2 separate regions of the Homo sapiens genome follow, and region 1 is linked to region 2. Evidence: read pairs that join two places in POLR2A ChIA-PET (ENCODE). Cell type or tissue: OCI-LY7. All regions are shown on one strand. Links, peaks and the distances in the headings refer to the core of each region. The heading gives the core; the rest is flanking DNA. Region 1 has its middle 14 kb from the start of DIPK1A. Region 2 overlaps MTF2 (metal response element binding transcription factor 2).

Evidence for each region. ChIA-PET counts read pairs that join two places held together with the same protein. Peaks named below come from ENCODE experiments on the same cell type or tissue, not always from the same donor. Only the 100,000 strongest peaks of a DNase experiment are listed, where the experiment ranks them.
Region 1: POLR2A ChIA-PET joins it to region 2 with 5 read pairs; 6 of 35 experiments call an interaction of 5 or more read pairs at or near these places.

Annotation. Positions count from the first base shown.
Region 1 is chr1:92,974,390-92,977,303 of GRCh38, forward strand. It overlaps the pseudogene RN7SL692P. Among named protein-coding and RNA genes, the nearest start is that of DIPK1A, 14 kb to the left of the region's middle. In OCI-LY7, for the core only: no CTCF peak of the experiment used is centred there; DNase peaks (open chromatin) are centred at 322, 942, 1,362 and 2,041; H3K4me3 peaks cover 2,280 bases; H3K27ac peaks cover 2,500 bases.
Region 2 is chr1:93,093,604-93,096,517 of GRCh38, forward strand. All of the region lies in intron 1 of MTF2 (metal response element binding transcription factor 2), which reads left to right. Among named protein-coding and RNA genes, the nearest start is that of MTF2, 16 kb to the left of the region's middle. In OCI-LY7, for the core only: no CTCF peak of the experiment used is centred there; no DNase peak of the experiment used is centred there.

The DNA of each region.
Region 1 (2,914 bases), core at 104-2,603, 120 kb before region 2:
GGGTCTTGGCTCACCACAACCTCTGCCTCCCGGGTTCAAGCCATTCTCCTGCCTCTCAGCCTCCCAAGTAGCTGGGATTACAGGTGCGTGCCACCACACCTGGCTAATTTTTGCATTTTGAATAGAGACAGGGTTTCACCATGTTGGCCAGGCTGGTCTTGAACTCCTGACCTCGTGATCCACCTGCCTCGGCCTCCCAAAGTGCTGGGATTACAGGTGTGAGCCACTGCGCCTGGCCTATTTTTTTAATTAGAGAGGAAGTCTTGCTTTGTTGCCCAGGCTGGAGTGCAGTGATGTAATCATAGCTAGTGCAACCTCAAACTACTGGGCTCAAGTGATCCTTCTGCCTGGGCCTTCCAAAGTGCTAGGATTACAGGTGTGAGCCACCATGCCCAGCCCATAATTTGGTTTTTATTTTATTTTTTAATTTTATTTTGGGAGACAGGTTCTGACTATGTTGACTATGAGTGCAGTGGCTATTCACAGGTGCAATCCCACTACTGATCAGCATGGGAGTTTCGACCTGCTCTGTTTCTGACCTGGGCCAGTTCACTCCTCCTTAGGCAACCTGGTGGTCCCCTACTACTGGGAGGTCACCACACTGATGCCGAACTCAGTGCTGAGACCCAGTGACCACAGTGCACTACATCCCAGAACCCCTACACGCACGCTATCCTCCTGTCCTCTGTCCCCTCCTCCCAAGTGGCTGGAACTACAGGCCTGACACTGCACCCCACTGATGTAGAAAACTCCCAAAAGGCCCTTTTTCTGTAGTCTTCCTCCTGAGTTAAGTGGAAATTTCCAATATGCTGTTCCCTAGAGAAAGTTTAGCTCAAATTTGTTTGTAGGTTTTTTTTTTTTTTTTAGAGGGAGTCTCGCTCTGTCGCCCAGGCTGGAGTGCAGTGGCGTGATCTCCGCTAGGCTGGAGTGCAGTGGTGCGATGGGCTCACTGCAAGCTCCGCCTCCCTGAGTGCATGCCATTCTCCTGCCACAGCCTCCCGAGTAGCTGGGACTACAGGCGCCCGCCATCATGCCCAGCTAATTTTTTTGTATTTTTAGTAGAGACAGGGTTTCACTGTGTTAGCCAGGATGATCTCGATCTCCTGAACTCGTGATCCGCCCATCTCGGCCTCCCAAAGTGCTGGGATTACAGGCATGAGCCACCGCGCCTGGCCGTTTGTTTGTAGCTTTAATGGTAGCTCAGTAGGTCGTTCAGCATCACCGTGTGCTTAAGGAACAGAGATTTTCACCCTAGAAAACAGTCTTTGGAAGGTTGAGTTATTTATCATAGCTCATGTGGTTAGTCATTTAAAACAGTTCAGTGGTTTAGTGGCACCTGTCTTCTGCCCCACCCTCAGCTAATGCCACTGTCCCTCAAATGTTCTGCGTTTAGCCACAGGGCTCTTCTTTCAGTTCCTCCAGTGCCTATAAACCCTCCTGTCACGTGGCTCATGCACATGCTGTTCCCACTTCCCAAAATGCTTCTTGCCTCTCCCCATCCTCTACCAAACTTCTAATTATCCTGCAGATCTCAATTCAGAGAAGTCTTCCCTGACTTCCAAGAAAAGTTCTGATGCCTCTGCAGTCCAACCCACTCATCATCATTGATAATTAGATGTAACTATATTTATGTGATTATTTGATTGATGTCTGTCTTCACTTCTAGATAATAAACTCTATGAGGACACAGGCCATGTTCATTTCTGTTTATCATTTTTATCTGCAGAACCCAGCTGGATGCCTGGTACAAAGGAAACTTATTACAGATATTTAAATAAATAAATGAATTTCCCAGTGGCCAGGGAAAAACAAAGCTATTACAATACTCACAGTGTCTATAAGATAAAAGAGGACCAGATACTTTCAAACAGAAACCAGCTTTGCTTGTGTTATTGTGATATGTAGACAATGTTCTTGTAGGGGAGAAAAAATATATTTTCCTTCTACCCATCTTAGGTTCATTGGCTGGGACCAGTGGAACAAGAGAGATTAACAAGAGAAAAAGCACACAAATTTATTTAATATAAGTTTTACATGACACAGGTGACTTCATAAGGAAATGAGAGCTGAAGAAGCGGTTGAGAGTTTTTATGCTACGTTTGATGAAGAGTAAAGCGTCATGGAGAAATGTGAAAGGATAATGAAAAAGCATGAGCTAGCTAAATGTAATAAACTGGGAGATGGCATGGCCTGTTCACCCAGATTCCCTTTGGTGTTCCTGTGTCAATGGAGATAGGGATGCTCCTTTTCTCCAAGTATGGGAGGGCATCTCTCACATGAGGATCTTATGACTTGCTTCAAGGGAAGGCCGGAATATCCTTCCTGTACATGTTGTTTCTCAAATTCCTTCAGCTTAAAATATTCAGTATGCCAAGTTGCCATATTTTGGAATAGTGTGTGGTGGTTTTTTTTTTTTTAGAGACAAATTCTCACTATGTTACCCAGGCTGGACTTCAACTCCTGGGTTCAAGCAATTCTCCCACCTCAGCCTCCCCAAGTAGCGGGGATTCCAGGTGCATACCACTGTGCCCAACTCTGTAGTGTGTTCCATCATTCTCAACAATTATCCTACAGTTTATACAATGGTGAACGTAATGTATTTCTTTTTTTGTTGTTCTTCTTTTTTTATTTTGAGACAGAGTCTCACTCTGTTGCCCAGGCTGGAGTGCAGTGACATGATCTCGGCTCACTGCAACCTCCGCCTCCCGGGTTCAAGTGATTCTCCTGCCTCGGCCTCCCCAGTAGCTGGGACTATAGTCAGGTAGAGATGGGGTTTCACCATGTTGCCCAGGCTGGTCTCGAACTCCCAGGCTCCCACGTGCCACCACACCTGACTAATTTTTGTATTTTTAGTAGAGACAGGGTTTTGCCATGTTGGCCAGGCTGGTCTCAAACTCCTGACCTCAGGTGATCT
Region 2 (2,914 bases), core at 324-2,823:
TTTATTAAGCTCAAATAAAGTGTGCTTGGGGGATAAATCTTTAAATACTTTATATGGCTGAAAATGTTCTAATTTTCATACACATACACTCTTTTTTTAAAAAAATACATTTTAGAGATAGGGTCTCTCTGTGTTGCCCAGGGTGGAGTGTAGTGGCTATTCACAGGCATGATCATAGTACACTACAGCCCTGAACTAGGCTCAAGCGATCCTCCTGCCTCAGCCTCTGGAGTAGCTGGGACTACAGGAGTGTGCCACTGTAGCCCAGCTTTACTTACTCTTTTTAGTCCCTTGATTGATAATTTGACTGGTTATAAGGTTGATTTTCACCCAGAATTTATTTTTCACTCAGATTTTTAAGTGAATAGTTCCACTGTCTTCTGACTTGTAATATTGCTATAATGATTATTATTCTCAGTCCCTTGTTAGTTGCCCTTTTATCTCTTTGTAAACGTAGTATCTTTGTCCTTGATTTTCTTAGAACAGGTTTTTTTTGTTCAGTTTGCTGGACACTTGTGGCCTTTTCAATCTGGTTACTTCTTTCAGTACTGGGATGTTTTCTTTTACTTTGATAATTTTTTCTCCACTTTTTTTCTGTTTTCACATGTTGGATATTTCTGATTGGTCCTCTAATTTTCTTAATCTGTTTTCTCTTATTTTCTATCTTGGTTATATAAGGTGAAAACTTTTGTAATCACCCCAGGGTCAAAAGTAGAACATTGCCAGCTAACCCAGAAACCCACATTGCAACCCTTTCATCCCCCAGATAATCTCCATCCTGACTTCTGTGGTGATTATTTTTTCTTTGTAGTCTTATTATTCAGATGTGCATTTTGAGGGTTGTAGTTTAATTTACTAGTTTTAAAATATATGTTTTAAGATTTTTTTTCAATTACAGGTTCTATCTTAGATCTTGCCTCTTTTTTTCTGTGGAGTTTATTTGTGGGAGAAACCAGGTCATTTGTCATGTGCATTTCCTAACCTGTATTTTGCTGTTGCATCCCCACTGTGTAGTTGAGCATATTTCTCTGCATTTACTAGATCTAGAGGCTTACCAGGTTCAGGTTTGCCTTTTTGGGGGGTGGGGTGGGCAAGACTATTTCACATGTGCTGTGGGTTCTCCCATCAGGAAGCATGTAATGTTTCTCTTGCTGTGCTCTTAGCAGCTACTGATGCTCAGTGCATAGATCTATTTATTCATTAGGTGTTGCAAAATGGTGATTTAAAACATTTTCTTTTTCATTTATTGGCTTGAATATATTTATAGAGAAAGTTTACCTCTATTTTCAGCTGGCACCTTACCTGTTCCCCTCTCTGTGCCTTGTATTTCCCTTGATTCAATTCCTTGAAAGAATAAACGTTCCATATTCTGATGGGATGTACAGGATAGGAGATGTGACTCGGGGGTTCCAAGTGTCTTTTTTTTCAGACATGGTCTTGCTCTGTTACCCAGGCTGGAATACAGTGGCTGGATTATATAGCTCACTGCCATTATAGCTCACTGCTGCCTCAAACTCCTGGGCTCAAGTGATCCTCCCACTTATGTGTTCTGAGTAGCTGGGAAGCTGGGACTACAGGCACATGCCACCATGCCTGAGTAATTAAAAAAATTTTTTTTGTAGTGGTGGGGTCTCCTTATATTGACCAGGCTGGTTGCGAACTTCTTGCCTCAAGTGATCCTCACCTGGCTTCCAAGTGTCCTTTTATACCAACTTCTACATATTTCTTCATTCTTTTTATTTTATTTTATTTTTGAGATGGAGTTTAGCTCTTGTCGCCGAAGCTGGAGTGCAATGGTGCAATCTTGGCTCACTGCAACCTCCGCCTCCTGGGTTCAAGCGATTCTCCTGCCTCAGCCTCCCAGGTAGCTGGCATTACAGGAGTCCGCCACTACATCCAGCTGATTTTTGTATTTTTAGTAGAGACGGGATTTCACCATGTTGGCCAGGATGGTCTCGAACTCCTGACCTCAGTGATCCGCCCACATTGGCCTCCCAAAGTACTGACTGGGATTGCAGGCGTGAGCCACCCTGCCTGGCTATTTCTCTGTTCTTTTTTTTTTTTTTTTTTGAGATGGAGTCTCGCTCTGTCACCCAGGCTGGAGTGCAGTGGTGTGATCTCAGCTCAGTGCAACCTCCACCTCCCAAGTTTAAACGATTCTTCTGCCTCAGCCTCCTGAATAGCTGGGACTACAGGTGCATGCCACCACACCCAGCTAATTCTTGTATTTTTAGTAGAGATGGGGTTTCACCATATTGGTCAGGCTGGTCTCAAACTCCTGACCTTGTGATCCGCCCACCTTGACCTCCCAAAGTGCTGGGATTGCAGGCGTGAGCCCCTGCACCCGGTCTATTTCTCCATTCTTAATGCTCCCACTTGACCTCTGTCTTTTGAGTCTTGTGTCAACAGTTCTTTAGTCTTTTGAGGTTCTGTAGAGCAAAGGATTTGCTTCTCATTCCTCATTGTTCTTTCAGCTGACACTTATGTTTAATTTTCTTCCTTATTTTACAAGTGTTCATTCTTCCATCTGCCTTCCATCTTCATATATTGTGATTTAGAATTTCACATGTAACATGAACGTGGAACATCATGTATTGTTGAAGATGGAGTGTGTTTTAATTTTTTCTTTTCTCTTTGTTTTGTCATGAAAAGGAACAAATAAATCTTTACTCTCCTATCTTAATACAGCAAAGTCCTACTCTTCTCATTTTCACTTCTCATTTCTATCCAGGGCCCCAAATACGTATTATTAATATGTTACAACTTCCAAGTCTTCACTTCCAAACCAGATTTTCTGAGCTGTGGATCTTAATAGCCAGCTGCTTCCTAGACGTCATGAATAATATTTCCCAAATGTTTTCCAATTTTATTAGTTTTTTCAGAGGACCAGCTTTTGGTGCCATTTGTTCTGTCA